Regions from separate parts of the Mus musculus genome. Here region 1 is linked to region 2. Evidence: chromatin loops called from intact Hi-C (ENCODE). Cell type or tissue: heart. All regions are shown on one strand. Each heading gives the region's core, and the rest is flanking DNA. Links, peaks and the distances in the headings are about the cores only. Region 1 holds the start of 1810058I24Rik (RIKEN cDNA 1810058I24 gene). Region 2 overlaps Dgki (diacylglycerol kinase, iota).

The links. A loop is a pair of places that touch in the nucleus more often than their neighbours do. Peaks named below come from ENCODE experiments on the same cell type or tissue, not always from the same donor. Only the 100,000 strongest peaks of a DNase experiment are listed, where the experiment ranks them.
Region 1: a loop joins it to region 2, with 7 times the contacts of the local background. A loop is called at or near these places in 2 of 42 quality-filtered maps.

What each region holds. Positions count from the first base shown.
Region 1 is chr6:35,247,756-35,256,086 of GRCm38, forward strand. It overlaps 1810058I24Rik (RIKEN cDNA 1810058I24 gene), which reads left to right and starts at 4,955. Exons shown (of 3, transcript NM_001384235.1): 1 at 4,955-5,027. The coding sequence starts at 5,013. In heart, for the core only: CTCF peaks have their summits at 4,815 (motif pointing right) and 7,085; DNase peaks (open chromatin) are centred at 4,946 and 5,426; H3K4me3 peaks cover 3,477 bases; H3K27ac peaks cover 3,950 bases.
Region 2 is chr6:37,042,312-37,050,642 of GRCm38, forward strand. Dgki (diacylglycerol kinase, iota) reads right to left here. Exons shown (of 34, transcript NM_001081206.2): 11 at 7,859-7,941; 12 at 5,809-5,869. Among named protein-coding and RNA genes, the nearest start is that of Gm52857, 140 kb to the left of the region's middle. In heart, for the core only: a CTCF peak has its summit at 4,066 (motif pointing left); a DNase peak (open chromatin) is centred at 4,070.

The sequences.
Region 1 (8,331 bases), core at 145-8,144, 1.8 Mb before region 2:
TGGGTAGTGAACTACACCATGCTCGTGCCATGAAAACTAATGACCCAAAAAGTCAACCTGTCCCTTAGAATTAGCCTCAGCCTTTCCTGCATTTCAAATGATGACAGTCTGTCTTTGTTTCTTTGAAAATATCATCCTGAGATAACTCAGACCCAAAAGGACATGCATGGTATGTACTCACTAATAAGTGGATATTAGCCAAGAAAGTACAGAATACCCAGGATACAATCCACAGAACTCAAGAAGGTTAGCAAGCTGAAGGGCCCAAGTGAGGGTGCTTTAATCCCACTTGGGAGGGAGAAGAAAGCAATCACAGGAGGGAGGGAGGGAGGGAGGGACTTATGGGGAGGGGGAGGAGAAAAGGGGAACATGGTCAGGTATTAGCTAAGGTATTGGCGGGGGTGGGGGTGGGGTGGAGGGCCAGGAGAAAGGGACAGGAGTGAAGCTCCGAGGGCCAGAAAAATGAATGGAAACAGTCAACCTTAGGAGGTGGGGGACCCTCCAAATGTATCAGAGACCTGGGAGGTGAGACACTCTCAGGACTCAAAAGGAGGGACCTTAGATGAAATGTCCAACAGTAGGAAGAGAGTCCACCTCCAGTGGAGGGATGGGGTTGCTATCCCACAGTCAAAAACTCTGACCTAGAATTGTCTCTGTCTGAAAGAACTGCAGGGACAAAAATGGAGAAGAGACTGAGGGAAAAGAGGTCCGGCGACAGGCCCAACTTGAGATCCATCTCAAGGGAAGGCTCCAAGGCCTGGGACTTATGACTGATGCTATGGTGTGCTTACAGACAGGAAACTAGCGTGGCTGCCCTCGGAGAGGCCCAACAAGCAGCTGACTGAGACAGAAGCAGTATACTTACACCCAGCCATTGGACTGGAGTCTGGGACCCCTGTAGTTGAATTAGGGAAAGGCTGGAAGAAGTTGAGGACAACCCCATAGGAAAACCAGCCGTCTCAACTAACCCTGAGATATCTAAGACACTAAGCCACCAACCGGGCAGCATACACTAGCTGGTTACGAGCCCCAACCCCCACCCTTCCACCCCCACCTCACATACAGTGGAAGACTGCCTGGTTTGGCCTCAGTGAGAAGACACCCCTAGCCCTCTAGAGATTTGAGGCCCCAGGGAGAAGGGAGGTCTGGCAGGGGTGGGGGTGGGGTAGGGACATCCTCTTGGAGATGGGGTGGGGGAAGAGGAATGGGACCAGGAAGGGGGTAACGACTGGACTGTAAAAAATAAGAAAGAACTGTGACAGTTCATCTGCCTATATTCTCATTAATGTGATTGCCACAGATGGAAAGATGACATAGTCACCGCTCCCCTGTCCACTACTGGTTCTCCCTTCTGCAGCAGCTTTAGTCCCATACATAAGAGGCTGCTGAGAGGGCGGAGGCCTGACTTATGTGGAGGCAGAGCAGTAGGCTTAAGTCCGTGCTATTATGGTTGATGGCTTTTGTTTTTAAATCTTTAAACAAGATTTCTACAGCTTTTAAGCATCTTCATTAAAAGTCTTGGCCATTGTTGCATTTTGAAAGTAATTTGCTGCCCACCAGATAAACAATAGCTGTTAGCTAGCACACTCTTAGGGAGACTTGTAACTGGATCCAAAGTGCAAGCCTCTTGCCTGCCGCTCCACTCCCCTGGCCTGGAATGAACCTAAGGCCTCACTCCTGGTAGACAGATGCTCTGCCACCGACATGGATCTCCATCCAGCCATTGTCTGCCACCAAGAACACAGCATTGGGCCGGCAGCAGGGTAGCTCAGTGCATAAAAGGCTTGCTGCTGAGGCTGATGCCCTGAGATTGGATTTGCAATACACATAGTAGAGGGAGAGAACTAGCTCCAGCAGGTTGTCCTCTATGTGCATGGTGGCAGAGAGCACCCACATACAGATGACTGAATGTAAGCCTGCCAGTTATCAAAGCCTGAGCATTTTGTAAGCCTGTGAGAGATGCAGAGCTAAGGAAACCATAGCTTGTGCAAGGTCAGAGGACAGCTCGGGGCAGTCAGTTCTTTTCACCATGAGGATTCCGGGCGGGCTCTTGAGCTTGGTGGCAAGTGTCTTTATGCACTGAGCCATCTTACTGCACCAGCATTACCTTATTTTCTCATCAGTGCTTCCAGAAGTGCAGGGGACTAACTTTAGAGGTCAGAGGGCAGTGGGAAAGTGTGCGGGAGGGAGGGACACAGTGGTGGTGGCAGCGGTGGCAGCAGCAGTGGCACAGCTGACCAGAATTGATATACATCCTGCAGCAGAGGGTAATGGGTAGGAAGGCCTTGCTGATGCCTGGATTCAGGAGACATGGGGAGAAGATGTTATGTGTTCCTGTGCAAAACAAAGGGGAGAGAATCAGTTTTTAGACATCGATTTACAGAGTTTTGGCATTTCAAGGGCAGGCTCTCTATTTCTGACTAAGTTAAGATAGGACTTTAATTCATTTTCACTCAGTTAATCAGTATAACTGAAGTGTATGTTCTCTTCATAATGATCTATACTGTACAAGGTGTGAATTTAGCCTTTCCTAAATCCCACTTTCCCCACATTATTTTGAAAATGTTGGATCTTCTGAAGAACTGGGAGGAATGTACAATGGATGCCTCTCGTTTTTGTCCAATCAGTAGTTGTCTATAGTGCTTTCTCCGATATGTATTCTAGGTTTCCTCCTGCGTTTGTCACACCATTGATAACACCTCAATTGTTAAATGTGTATGTATGTGTAAGTGGAGATCAGAGGTTAGTTCACCTTAGATGTCACGCTTCAGATACTCTGCATCCTACTTTCTGAAACAGGGTCGCTCACTGGCTTGGAATCCACAGCTTTGGGCTAGGCTCGATGGCTAGCAAGCCTCAGAGATTTGTCAGTCTAGCTGCCCAGCACCGGAACTCAGGTCCTCATAGCCCTGGCTGTCCTGGAACTCACTTTGTAGACCAGGGTGGCCTCGAACTCAGAAATCCGCCTGCCTCTGCCTCCGGAGTGCTGGGATTAAAGGCGTGAGACACCACTGATCAATTGATCAATAATTAAGAAAATGCCTTGGGGCTGGATCTTAGAGGAGACACATTTTCTCAATTGAGACTCCTTTCTATCTGATAACTCTAGTTTGCACCAGACTGACATGAAACTAGCCAGTGCATTGTGTTATTATTATTTTTTAGGGGTAAAAGTGATTAAATAAAAAATTCAGAATGCCTCACCCCACTTTCTCTGCAGCTATTAAAGTACACTGGGTTATTTTTTCTCAATTTAAATACATTTTAGTATGCCAAACCTATTGACCTTTCCCTTGGTGGTGTGTGATCTTTATGTTTTATTCTATTTTTTTCCCCTCTAATCAGCTCTTTTGTCAGTTTAGCAGATGAGTTGGGAGGAGGGAGAGAAGTAATGAGGTGGATGGATGGAGAAACACAGAAATGGAGGGAAATTCTGAGAGAGGGCTTGACTAGGGATGGTGGAGGAGAAAGTTGGTTGGAGAAGAAAGGGAGACATAGCTAGAGGCAAGGACATCTGGGAGCTCAAAGAACTTGACTTTGATTGAGCTGGGAGAGAGAGAGAGAGAGAGAGAGAGAGAGAGAGAGAGAGAGAGAGAGAGAGAGAGAGAGAGAGATATTTTCCTCTTTTGAGGAGGGGAGAGGCAGCAGAATGAGATACAGGGGCCCAAAGGGCAAAGGAACAAAAGGTTCGGGTCTTGGTTAGGGTTTTACTTTTGTGAGGAGACACCATGACCAAGACAACTCTTAGAAATGACAACATTTAATTGGGGCTGGCTTACAGGTTCAGAGTTTCAGTCCATTGTCACCAAAGTGGAAGCATGGCAGTATCCAGGCAGGCATGGTGCTGGCAGAGCTGAGAGTTCTACATCTTCATCTGAAGGAAGCCAGAGAGCATCCTCAAGCTGCTAGGAGGAAGATTTCCAAGTCCATCCCCACAGTGACACATTTCCTCCAACAAGGCCACACCTTCTAATAGTGCCACTCCCTGGGACGAGCATATGTAAACCATCACAGTTCAGGTAACCAAAATGGCTGGATTATATAGGGAAAAGCCTCATCGGGAAAAGCAGCCCAGCCCCTGAACTGGTGAGTTTAGGGTAGAGGGCTGCATGTGCCAGCCACACCCTGTAACAGGCCGGGACTGAGGGATGCTGGCGAGGACCAGGAGGCCAGGTCCACTTTGATATGTTAAGTAGTCCTCTGCCATTGTCCCAGGGTTAACAGCCCCACTAGGCGCAGCTGATTTGTTTTTCTGTTATTTGAAGCCAGAGTACCCCTTAACTAGATAAAGGTCAATTCCAAAGACTGAGAGCAACATGAGAAGGGTGGTTTCGATGTGCTTGTGTATGTGGGTGACCAGCAGCGCGACCGGACAAGAGTGGATTCATCTTTGGCTCCTGCATGGTAGATGATTCGCGCTCCACTTGAGGAGGAAGTAAACTTCAGATAGGTTGCTGGTGGCTGCCAGCAATCGCTACTTGGATCCAGTCGTGCCAGACTCCGCAGACCTCTCTCCATCATCTATCACGTGGCTGAGGACTACCCTTAACTAGGCTGCATAGCACACTTGTGGGCTTTTGTGAAATGGAACCTTTTCCCCCTTTTCGTCTGAGAGTCGGCTGTGGTGGAGATTAGTGTGGACTTCATAAAGGCTCCCAGGAGAGTGAGTTGTTCACTTGGCATGGCACCCGCTACCTCACCCCCACCCTGGTTTAGTAGGTAACACAGCCACGTCTGACTGTATTAATACAATTGCCAGCGTCCTTGTCACCCGGAGGCTTTGGTTCAAAGAGGCCTAGGTTTGCACCTCGCCCTCTTGCTTCCCGAGATGGCCGTCAGAGGGCGCTGCGGCTCCGCGAGTCGCTTCCGGGAATGGAGAGGGCGGGGCAGGGCGGGGCGGGGCGTAAACCGGAACCTGGCAGCGGGTTCCGCCCTCGCGCCGGGGAGGAGTCCCGGAGCCGAGCTGGAGCTGGAGCACCTCTCACACCCTCCTCGCCCTCCCCACCGACATCATGCTCCAGTTCCTGGTGAGTGGGGCCTCGGAGGATCGGGCCTCGCGGTCGCCTCGTTCCCCCGGGGTCCCGGGTCGGCGGTGCACGGCTCTGCAGTTGGGGCTCGTCGCCCTCGGGTTTGCTCGCGCAGTTTTCCTCTGGCCTCCTCCTAAGTCCTTGGGTCTTTGCCTGGGTTTGTTTATATGTAGTCCTTCAAGTTCCGAAAACTTTGGGGTGTCAGTGATATGACTGCGTTTTCAAAAAACCACTTACTGTGAGCTCTTGGCGAAATCTTCGCGGTAAGTTGGGTCGGAGGAGTCATCAAGATGACTTGGCTCCTGTCCTCTCCACGCGACTTCCCGTAGACCCCCATCTATTATATACGGCTTATTTGAGGCCTCAGAGTGCCTTTCACACGCCGTGCATTAGTCAGCCACATCACGAGGTCGCAGCGAGAGATCCACAGTGCCCTCCCTCTTCAGACCTTTACAGATTGCCCGCTTTGAGGAGTGAGTCAGACTGCCCTGCGAGTAACTCTTGTAAAAACCTGCCCCTCCCCACACCCTTTCAAGTCTCCTTTTTGAGTTAACACGTTTTTCTGGCAAAAATCAAGTATTTCTAAAATTGCCTGTTGAGGATTCTAGGAAACTTGCCAGTCAAATTTTCAGATGAAAGTTTTCAAACACTTTCAGATGAAAGCGTTTCATCTTCGAATTCTAATAAAGCAGATATCTTCTTTCTTTCCCACGGTCAGTGGCTACCTGGTGCTCCGAGAATGAGTATTGTTTACATAAAACTGCCCTACAAAGACTCAGTTGCCTCTGGGGTTTCTCTAGTGTCCTAACTAGGCCTTAGTTTAGGAGGTAGGAGTAATTAGCAGTAATTTACTTGTTAGGAATCACTTTTAAAAGCAGCATCAGCCAGCTAGTGTAAGGTGATAGGATTGGCCCTTCCACTGCATTTGCTGTTCATTGATAAGCAGGGAGAACATTAAATCGATTACACTTAACCTTTTAAGTGCTTTGCTGAATGAGGCTACCTGGTGCGGGACTAGCGCTCTGTACTTAAACATGGGTTTTGATTGGAAAATTCAAAATTTTCAACATTTATGGAGAGATGCTGAAGCCGACCATTAGATGCTTAGCTAGGATGTAACTGATGTTCCTTCTCTTGCCCTGGGTCTGTCTCCTCTTCATTGCTTTTGTTGGGAAAAGTGGAATCAGATGTACAGAGATGGAATCAACTTTCCTCTTGTGGAACTTGGTCAAACACTGCTAGTTTCTGCAAATCTTGCTTTTTACATTAGCCGTTTCAACTGTTTTCTAAATGGTTAAGAGTTTAGACCCTATCTTTAATCTCAAGGTGTGTGTGTATGTGTGTGTGTTGGGGACGTGGGGTTGGGTGGGTGTTGGCCAGGTTATTTAAATTTTCTATGCTTCAGTTTGCACCTCATGAGGTTTCAAAAGGAGCCAAGATGTTGAACACGTAAACACTAAATCGTGGTTGAGATATACTGCCCTGTCTCTTCTGTAAGGTATCAGAAATGGGAACTGGCCTCCCACTGATAGGAGAGGCTTGGGTGTGGTGGAAAGATTCCAGGCTCTTCCCTTTGATGGTGCAAGGCAGCTGAATACTTTGTAACCTCTGAGATGTTGCCTAAGTTGAAAACTTGCATTTGATTGTGTGGCTTGTCTACCCATTACCCCTATTTCCACACCGCACTCCACAGCTTGCTCCTAGCTTGGCTGAAGTTCTTTGAAGGAACACCTAGATGGGAATTGGACTGTGAGCACTGCTGTGAGTGTCAGGGCACCTGAACACTGCTACAGTTTCTGTTCCTCTTCCCCCTGGGGCCCAGTAGCATCACCTCCTCATAACTCACCCTCATTCAGCTGCTGGGGCCTGTGCACCGTGCTGTGTGGGTTCTGTCCTGGGATAGCTCAGAATTGCGGAGTGAGGGGACCATATCTGGGTGTAGCAGCTGGGAGGCTCTCTCCCTGTCTCTAATCTTGTCTCCCGCTGCTTGCTTCTGCTCTTAGTTCCTGTGAAGTGCTTAAGTCCGGAGCTGGCTGTGCTTCCTAAACTCACCCTTAGGGAACGGGCTCCTCCCCAAGCCAGCACCTTTCACATCAGCTTCCAGGACAACCTTGAATCCCCTTCTCTGTGCTTCCAGATCCCAAGTATCAACTGTCAGTGGCTTTCCTTTGCCTTTCTCTCAGCCTCTACTCATCTGGATTGAGTTTGCCTTCCTGCTTTCCCAGTCCTTTCCCCACACTTAACGCTCACATTTGAAATGTTGACATAGTCATTGATTTCTTTCTCGTATTCATGCATTCACCGGTTTATCTAGTCTTTTCTTAGAATCATGTAATACCGTAGGTGCATCTTCTTTGTTACATTGCATCCGTTTATCTGTTGATGACTGTGCGTGCCTCTCCTGTGAGGGCCTGCACGTGCAAGAAGTCTGAGGACAGCCTCCAGCAGCCGGTTCTCCTTCCCTCATGTGGGTCTAGGGGGTTGAGCTCAGGTTGCCAGGCTCGGGTGCAGGGTGTTACCCTGCTGAGCCATTTTTCCACGCCAGACCTGCTGTGTAGTCACGAGTAAGATCTTTACTTGCTCCGTGCCTCAGTTTCCCCCAGCATAAGCCTGGGCAGTAATAGTGGTTATTCCACGTGTGCATGCTTGTGAGGATCAGGCTGTGAACTAGCAGGGTTCTCCAGTCTGGCTGGCATACTGCCACTTCTCTCCACTACTAAAGGATTTGGTTGGGGATATAAAGGGACTTAGTCAATACGCAGTGAGTGACTTCGTTTGCACTCAGCTCTGCATATTGCTGGGCCCATCCGCATATTTAACTAACCATGGATTAGATAAATATGAATGAATATGAAAAATATAAATATTAGCAGATAGTTGCTCATCAATGGTATGTGTACAGTTTTTCCTTGCCGTTCCTGAGCAGTGCAGTGGGATAGACTGCCGCAGGCCTTCCATACAGTAGGTCTTATGAGTGATCAAGAGGGTTAGAGTGTATGGGAGGACATGGGGGGCTCCCGTGCAGTTGTAGGACCTGCTTGAATAGCTACAGATGTTGGTGTGGGGGGTGTCCTGGGATGGAGCCCCTCATTAATTTTAGGTCTTCCTTCTTCACCTCATTACTACCGTTGATTATAAGATAGTGGTTACAAGGTAGCTCCAGCTTCTTTTAGAGCAGGCAAACCCGTACACCTTTCCCAGAGAGATTTCATGTACTTCTGTTGAATATTGGCACATTAAGGAGGTTTTTTTTTCTCCTTCTTTTCTTCTCTAAGCAGTATTACTGAATATAAAGCATGCTTTC
Region 2 (8,331 bases), core at 92-8,091:
TCTCTTCTTAAAATTCAGCTTCCTCCTGTGTCTTGAAGCCTGTTTTCTGTTTATTTTCCTGACAGATCAACCTTTCACCTTTCTATTCTTCTATTATTTTTCAATTTTCTTTGGGATTTTATCTCAAGCTCCATAATTGTCTCACATGGGACAAGGGGCTTGGCTCCCTTCCTGTCCTGTAAGTACTGAAACCTCATCTTTCAAAATAGTTACCTGCCTGAAGAGAAGGCTTCAGTACTGCAGGACCTAACCCTGTGCTTCTTGGAATATGTGTCTGCCTAGAACATAAAACAAAGGAGAGAGGAGGAGGGGGGGGTCCCAGCAGGGATGGCTACTTGGGAGGGGCTGGAAGAGGGGAGGCACCCTAATCAGTAAAGATCTGCAGCTTAGGGATGGTAAGTAGGCTATGCATATGGATTTGAATTTAAAAAAAAAAAAAAAAAAACTTTTGAGCCCAGGTCAACAGACGTGTCAGGTTCTATCTAGTTGTCACTGAAACTTAAAGAAGAAGAGTGTGGGAGGCTGAAGTCACAAAGGAAGGTAAAGCAGCTTGTAAGATAAGGGAGGCAACTGTAGCTAAGATTCATAATGAGTTTCACCTTTCATTAAACGGTCATCCTGGGAGCTGCTGACACCACAAAGAATAATCGCCAGAGGATGTAATTCTTAATATAGGGAGCTAGTAAAATTCTATTATAACATCGGAACTTGGCGAATGATCACCCAACCTCTCTCTGGCATGGTGAGTGCTTTGAAATGACAGACACAGAGAGCAAAGATTTCCCCGTGACTCTCCTCTTTCTCTCCCCTCACTCTTGCCATGGCAAGTGACAGAGATCAGAACTCATCCTCTCTGAGGTGGCTAGAAGCCCTTTCCCTGAAGCAATTTATAAAGCTTGCAAATACAACTCTAATTTTCCCCTGACTTTCTGCGTAGGAGCCGGCCATAGAAATATCTGTTCTACCTCACCTGGCAGATGATCACAAGACCCACATGCAGATGGGGCCCTGCCCCACACCGGGGAGGAATGAATGCTGCAGGCAGTCCAAGAAGGATCTATACATCCAGCCTTGCTGGGCATCCACCGTCATCCTCCCCATACCTAAGCGCAGAAGGGATTCGTTTTCCCTGGATCTTTAGGTCTTCAAACTGAAGCACTTGAATTAAATAAATTCGCTATGATTTTCTCATCTATCCTGGACATCAGCTGTGGCCCTCAGAGTAGAAAGAAAAGGGGCCAAGACTTATTCAACTCCTGCACTCACATAGCCCCAAACATGTCTCTGCAGACCTTGTAACCACTGCAGATTTAACAGGCATTGTGGGAGGAAACCCATCACCGAATACACTTTGGAAAAGACAGGATGGCTTTGTTATCTACTGCTATGAAAGACAGCATGACCTAATGCAACTTGGGGAGGAAAAGGTTTATTTAGCTTGCACATCTCAATCACAGTCCATCACTGATGGAAGCCATGGCAGGAACTCAAAGATGGATAGACTGAGGAGGTGTGCTGCTGACTGGCATACTCCCTGTGGCTTGCTCAGCATGCTATCTTAAGCAACCCAGGATCACTGGGGGGCAGAAGGGGGCAGAAGGGGAGTGACACCATCCACAATAGACTAGGCCTTGCCACATCAACCATTTATCAAGTCTCACAGACTTGCCTATAAGCCATTGTGATGTAGGCATTTTCTTCCCAGATATGTCTAGGTTTTTGTCAAGTTGGTGAAAACCAACCACCAAAAGGGTTTTTAAAACACATGTTTTTTCCTTTATGCTACAAGACTTTATAAAAAAATTTTACAAGCTAATAATTGTAAATCTTGAAGAAGGGTAAATACTAATTTCTCAACGAGGATAATCCACTAAGCAAGGCCCCAAGGAACCACTGATCTTCCCTATTCCAGGTTCATTCATTAGCAATATGACATGTATACATCAGCATATATTGTACTCCAGTGTGTGCCCAGGGCTCCTAGGCTATGAAAGGAGATCCTGTTGCTATCTTCGAGAATAAAGCATCATCATTAGGGGAGTACAGGGAAAATCAAAGACGGTCCATAACATCCCGAGATTCTGAAACATCAGACTCCAAATCCAGGAGAAAAGCACAGGAAACAAACAAGAGTCTTCCCTGACTGTTCTCCATCTCTGCCAAATGCATGGAGACAGAGGCCAAGGGGAGATCTGAGACATGATAAACACAGATTCTGCACTTTCCTCATGCATAACACAGAGGAGGGGCTGGAGGAGAGGGTTCAGTAAGCACAAGGCTGGCTGCATCAGTATGAGGACCTGAATGGAAATCCCGATTCCTACTTAAAATGCAGGGTGGGGCTGGTGGTGCATAAGCTATATCTCCTCACTGGGGAGGGATGGGGGCAGGGACAGGAAGATCCTGGGGCACCTTGGCCATCCAGTCTAGCCAAAGCTGCATGCCATAGTTCAGTGAAAGGCTTAGAGGCTTTGTCTTAGAGAGACAGAGAGAGAGACAGAGAGAGAGAGCACGCCCAGGTGGAAAGTAATGGAGGAAGACACATGGGGTTGACTTCTGACCTCTACATACATATCTGAACATAAATGAGCATGCACACACAAACAAAAAAAGTAATAAATGCCAACGAAATGAACTGACCTCTGAGCCAACACTGTCTTATCCAATGCTCTACATTTTCCTTCCAACAACAACAACAAAAAAAAAGAACACAGAATTTCAGCAGAAACCACATACTTCTTACTAAATATAACCCATTTTTAAGAGCAAATAGCAATGTGGCCAGATAGTGGCGGGGAAAACTTGTCCAGTGATAATTGCTTCACCCATATGGTAGTTTGAAAAGCTGCCACGAACCACACTACCTTCACTCAGGTGAGATGTCTCAGTGCCTGGTCAAAGTACAACAAAAAAGAAGCACACTGAAGACAGGAAGGAGCCAGTCCCAAGTGCTGGGGACAAAGATAGCCTAACCTGGAAAAGGGGAGGAAATTAGGTTAGACCTGAAAGCCTGTATCAGTCTTACCAGAGTGAAACCAGATGTAAGAGAAACAGCCCCTGACTCCAGGTTAATTCTCAGGGAGCAAGAATTACCTCCACTATACTCTGCTTTCCAGACTCAGGCATCCAAAGCAGGCTCAACCTGCTGGCAGGGCATGAAAGCTAGCCCAGGACTCTGACTTCAAGCTCAGTACTAAGCGTCAAAAATGGTTTCTAACATCGGCGAAAAATCAAAAGACCCATAACTGGGCTAGACCTCACCAACTAATGGCCCCATTGTCTGAAACAGACCCGTACTCCAGAAGCAAGCACTCAAGGAAAGAGCCTCCAGTCATATGTCAGCACCACTAGCTACTACCTTTAGCCCCAGCACGAAAGACTCATATACTGGCCTGCATCTCTTCTGGCTTTGGTATAAGCCTCACACCTGAGACTGTACTGGCCCTTTGAGCTGGGGGATGTGAGTACAATTCAATCCGGCATTAAAACTGCCTTCCCTAACACCCAACACTACTCCAATCTCAGCCCAGCCTAGTACAGAGTAAGCTTCTATTTTCTGATGATTGGATACATTAACGACTCTAGCACTAGCTAGGCCTTGGAACCCAGTGCCAGGCATGACACTCAGAAAGTTTTAAAAACTTCAACTCCCAGGCCTGTGCAAACAAAAGAGCCTCTGGACCTACCTTGGTGCCAACATAGACATAAGTCCCCATTCTATTAGGCTTGTGTTTGGGCCAGCATTACCTTCATCTGATTCTAGTTGTCTTAGGCCGTAGGTCTATTTGAGCTATTCACAGCACATAGCATCACTGGCCATGGGGCTACTCCAGTGCTTTCTTCAGTTCCTAGCATGAAACAGCTTTGCAACTTGAGTGACCACGGGCCTGATGCTGGTGTCTGTGAGCACAGGCAAGTTGCTGTGGATAAGGTGTCTGAGTGAAGCCCAGATCTACAGCTAGGTTTCAGAGCTGATCACCATTTTTTTAGGTTATAATCTGGTTCAAGCTGAACTACTTTCCATGTGGATTAGGATAAGCATGAGCTTCGACTGCCCTCTAGTGAGGAAACTGTGGCAACACACCAACGGTGAATGCCGGAACTAGTCCTCTAACCCTGAAATAGCAAAAGTGATTGCAGAGGTGGTGGGGAAACCTCTCAAGAGTTTCTCTAGGGAAAGGCACAAGTGAAACCAAAATACAAAGACTGGAGCCTAATAAAAGCCTAAGTGTCAATGCTCAGTCACATTAGATGATGCCACAAACCAACACCAAGAGAGCTGTCAGGAAACCAGGCTCTCACCTACTGTAAAAGCACAGCACATGAAAGTAACCACAGTAGGTGGGTGTGTGCAAATCTTTAGACTACTGATTCACAAACAGCTGGTTTGAGGAAACTCAAGCAAAGGCAGGGGAAAAAAGTAATACAAGAGAGAAACAACAGGGATCAAAGAAATTTAATTATTTATTTATTTAAGTTTTGTGAGAGAGAGAGAATGGGAGGGAGAAAGAGAGAGAAAATAGAAATCAGTGGGTGCTCTGTGCTTGTGCCATGGCCTGCATGTGGAAGGCAGAAGACAACTTTTGAGAGTCATAGCTTTTCTTCTACCATATGGGTTCCAGGAATTGACCTCAGATGATCAGGTCGGCTGCAAGCTCCTTTGCCTGCTGAGCTATCTCATTCATTGGCCCATAAAGAAATAGCAAGCTGGGCTGGGGTAGTGCACGCAAGAAGCAGAGGCAGATGGATCTCTGTGCCTTGAGGCCAGCCTGGTCTACAGAGCCAGTTTCAAGACAGCCAGGGCTACACAGAGAAACCCTGTCTCAAAGAAAAAGAAAATAAAAACAAACAAAACAAAATTTCCGTTAACTGAAAATTAACAGCAAAATGAAAAACACAAGACAGGCAGCCAAGGGCAGGGCAGGTAGGTGATCCTGGCAGATGTCTCCGTGAGTAAAGTGCTTACCACACAAGCCTGGCCACCTGAATTTGAACCCTAGATCCTACATGCTGTTTGCATGGAAACCATGCCTTATCATGTACTATCAGTCTATGGCATGTACAACTATGGTATGAAACAACTGAGCAATGTTTGCATCTCTTGTCCATCATTGTTTTATATTTGTTTATTTGTTTTTTTATACATTTGTTTTTCTACTTATCTACTCTACAAACTATACATCTGACAAAGGGTTAATATGCAGACTGAATAATGAATTCTAAAGAGGTCAAACACAGAAGCCCAATCCAGTTTAAAAAGATCAACTGCAATAAGCATTTCTCAAAAGACAACAATGGAGGACATGTCTGTGTGAGAAAGTCCAACACCACTAATATTCAAGAAAATGCTAATCAAAACCACAATGAGGCAGCAGATTGCCTTAGTAAAAAAAAGCTACCATCAAAAATAACTAACAACAGTGAGGCCTGGCAGTAGTATATTTGTTTTTATGTACTGGGTGTTTTAACATAATTTTGATTAATAAACAACAGCTATGAAGGGGTAAGTGGAAATATGTCAGCTAGTATTTGAAAAAAGGGATTTAGCCATCTGTGAAAATCTTTATCCAGTGACAGCAGTGTCCTTCCTCTGCAACAGAACACGGTGCAGTATCGTAGACATAAAGGCTGAGTGCTTCCCTGGAGGACTGGAAAGTCCTTCTCAGCCTCGGGGCTCATGACTCTCATCAGACAGGCATTCATTTGAGAGGACAGGAGAGACTGGGGCTGAAGATAAAACTCCCCCAGGGACCCAGTCAGGAAGATAGATGGGTAAGGGAGAGGACAGATTCTCTCTCAAGGACCTACCGTTCCATCCCCACCGCAGGCCAGAATTCTCAGATTTGGTACCTTCCTGTACATCTCCAGCCTGGAAAGGGAATGGAAGACAAGGTAAGCACACGGTTCTCTGTAGAGAGGAACTTCGGGACAAATGCACGGGGACTCCCCACAGAGAACATTCCTGATCCTTCACTGCCCACAGAGCCAAGGCAAACTGACTCCTGCCACTGAGTCAGAAACCACATGTCTCGGTCTCAGGTGGTCCATGACCAACACAGGATGGGAGAATTCCCATAATTCCCCATCCTCTCAACCCACATTATATTGTTGTCTAGGTTACTTCCTTTCTTCTTTTCCATTTTCTGTCACTCGCTCCTTTTTCAGGGGCGGGGTTGGGGAAGGGGCTGATGATAATCAGTAATCTTTATGTTTCCTCCTTATTTCATTTTGATTAGCTTTCCCTGAGTCTGTTTACCTTTCAAATCTATACTTCTCACTCTCAACCCTTGAAAAACTGAAAGCTGAGAAAGACAGAGAAGACTGGCCACGGCCATTACTACAGTGAGCGTGAGTCTACCTTAGCTTGCCTGCTCAGTCTTTCCTCTACCCTCAGGCTGAGGTGGGGGAAACCCACTGGCGTCTTTTTACTTTGAATGTGCCTGTTTGGGGGTCAGATCATTTCATCTTTCTGCTCGGTTTCCAGAGAACACAGCCATTCTGCCTTGCAAAGCTTCCTGCTGAGGGCTGGCCTTGGTAGCTCAGCTCCAGAAACCCACCATCTACTTACACGTAATAAATGGTGTAGGTTTTCCTGAAAATACTTCTCGCCTTGCTATGATCCTAATGAACCCTCTATGTAAAGTCTAACTTAAGAGATTGAAAAATATTAATAAATATCAAATCCAAAGACCACAAGCCAATGAGGCACATAAAGAAACATTAAAATAAAGAAGTCTCATAGCAGACCTTGGTGGTGAAGAAATTCGGAGAAGGAAACATTAGAAATTTGGTTTATAGTCATTATTTCCTTACATGTTTAAAATATCTAATTTACTCATTTTATACAGGAATACCATTCCCTAGAAACCATCCATATTAACATCTCTTTTTGTTTGTTTGTTTGTTTGTTTTTTTGGTTTTTTGAGACAGGGTTTCTCTGTATAGCCCTGGCTGTCCTGGAACTCACTCTGTAGACCAGGCTGGCCTCGAACTCAGAAATCCGCTTGCCTCTGCCTCCCAAGTGCTGGGATTAAAGGTGTGCGCCACCACGAACTGCTCCATATTGACATCTCTTTCACACTGACATCAATACTTATTAAAAAACCTGCTAACTCAAATGTCATCTGAACTAACTCAGTAATGCAATGGATTTAAGACCGTGAATCACACAGGAAGAGAAATGCCCCGTTCTTTGTTATTACACTGGGTCATGTACATCTAGACTTTATTTTCAACACTTCCAACTAAACACAGAAATCCAGAAAGGGGACAGAACAGAAATTGAAATGCCTGCCTCACTGAACTGCAGCATCCGAAGCTATGATTAGTTCATCTCCATATCTCCACCCCCTCTCCCTCCCTTCTGATTCCCTCCCTTCCTCTCTCTCTCCCTCCATCTTTCCCTCTCTCTCTTCTTTCTTCTCCTTTCTCCCATATCCCCAGATACACATTCTGGATGCATTCATACACACATGGTCTCTCCAGAATGAAAGTTTATGCAAACATTTCATGACCCTTTGGGTTATAAACTCACATTTCTGTTTAAGCATGTCTCCAAAATCAGACACGCATAACCAGACCAGACAAGCAAGAAGTCCTTTCTCATTCCCTGGCTTTCTGAGAATGCGCTTCAGTCCTGCATACAGCAGGCACTGATCCAACAATTTGGTGGAAACAAATGCAAAGACAGCATGGGGGGGTGCATCAGGAGGTTTCAAGAAGAGCAAAATGCAGGTAAGAAAGTCAATGAAAGACAAACAGAAAAGACTTCACCAAGACATCAGATAATAAATAGCCTTGACCCCAATTCCAATGGTCCATATTATGGCCATATTACGGAGGATGTTTCCAGACTTACGCATCTTTTGGCCCTTCCTGAGAAAGATCAAAGACTTGCCGTGGATTCAGGTACCACATAAACATCTGTAGGACTTTGGTTCCCTATAAAGGAATAAACAAGCAAATAAACAAAAGGCATTTTTCCCACCTAAATAATGATAATAATAATAAATAAGAACAGACTCATTCTCTCTTAAATCATAATTAAGTGGACTGGAGAGATGGCACAGGGCTTCAGAGTGCATAGCACTCCTGTAGACTGTCCCAAATCCATCCCTAGTGCTTGCAATGGCAGCTCATAACTGCACGTAACTCAAGCTCTGCAAAGACGACCTGATGCCTGTGGCCTTAGTATGTACACACACACACACACACACACACTAAAATCAGGCAAATCCTTTAAATAATATTTGACTACAAACCATAGGGAATGGTAGTAAAAGTCGTAAGCTTTGATTGTATGTATATACACACATATCCCTGGACTGGGTA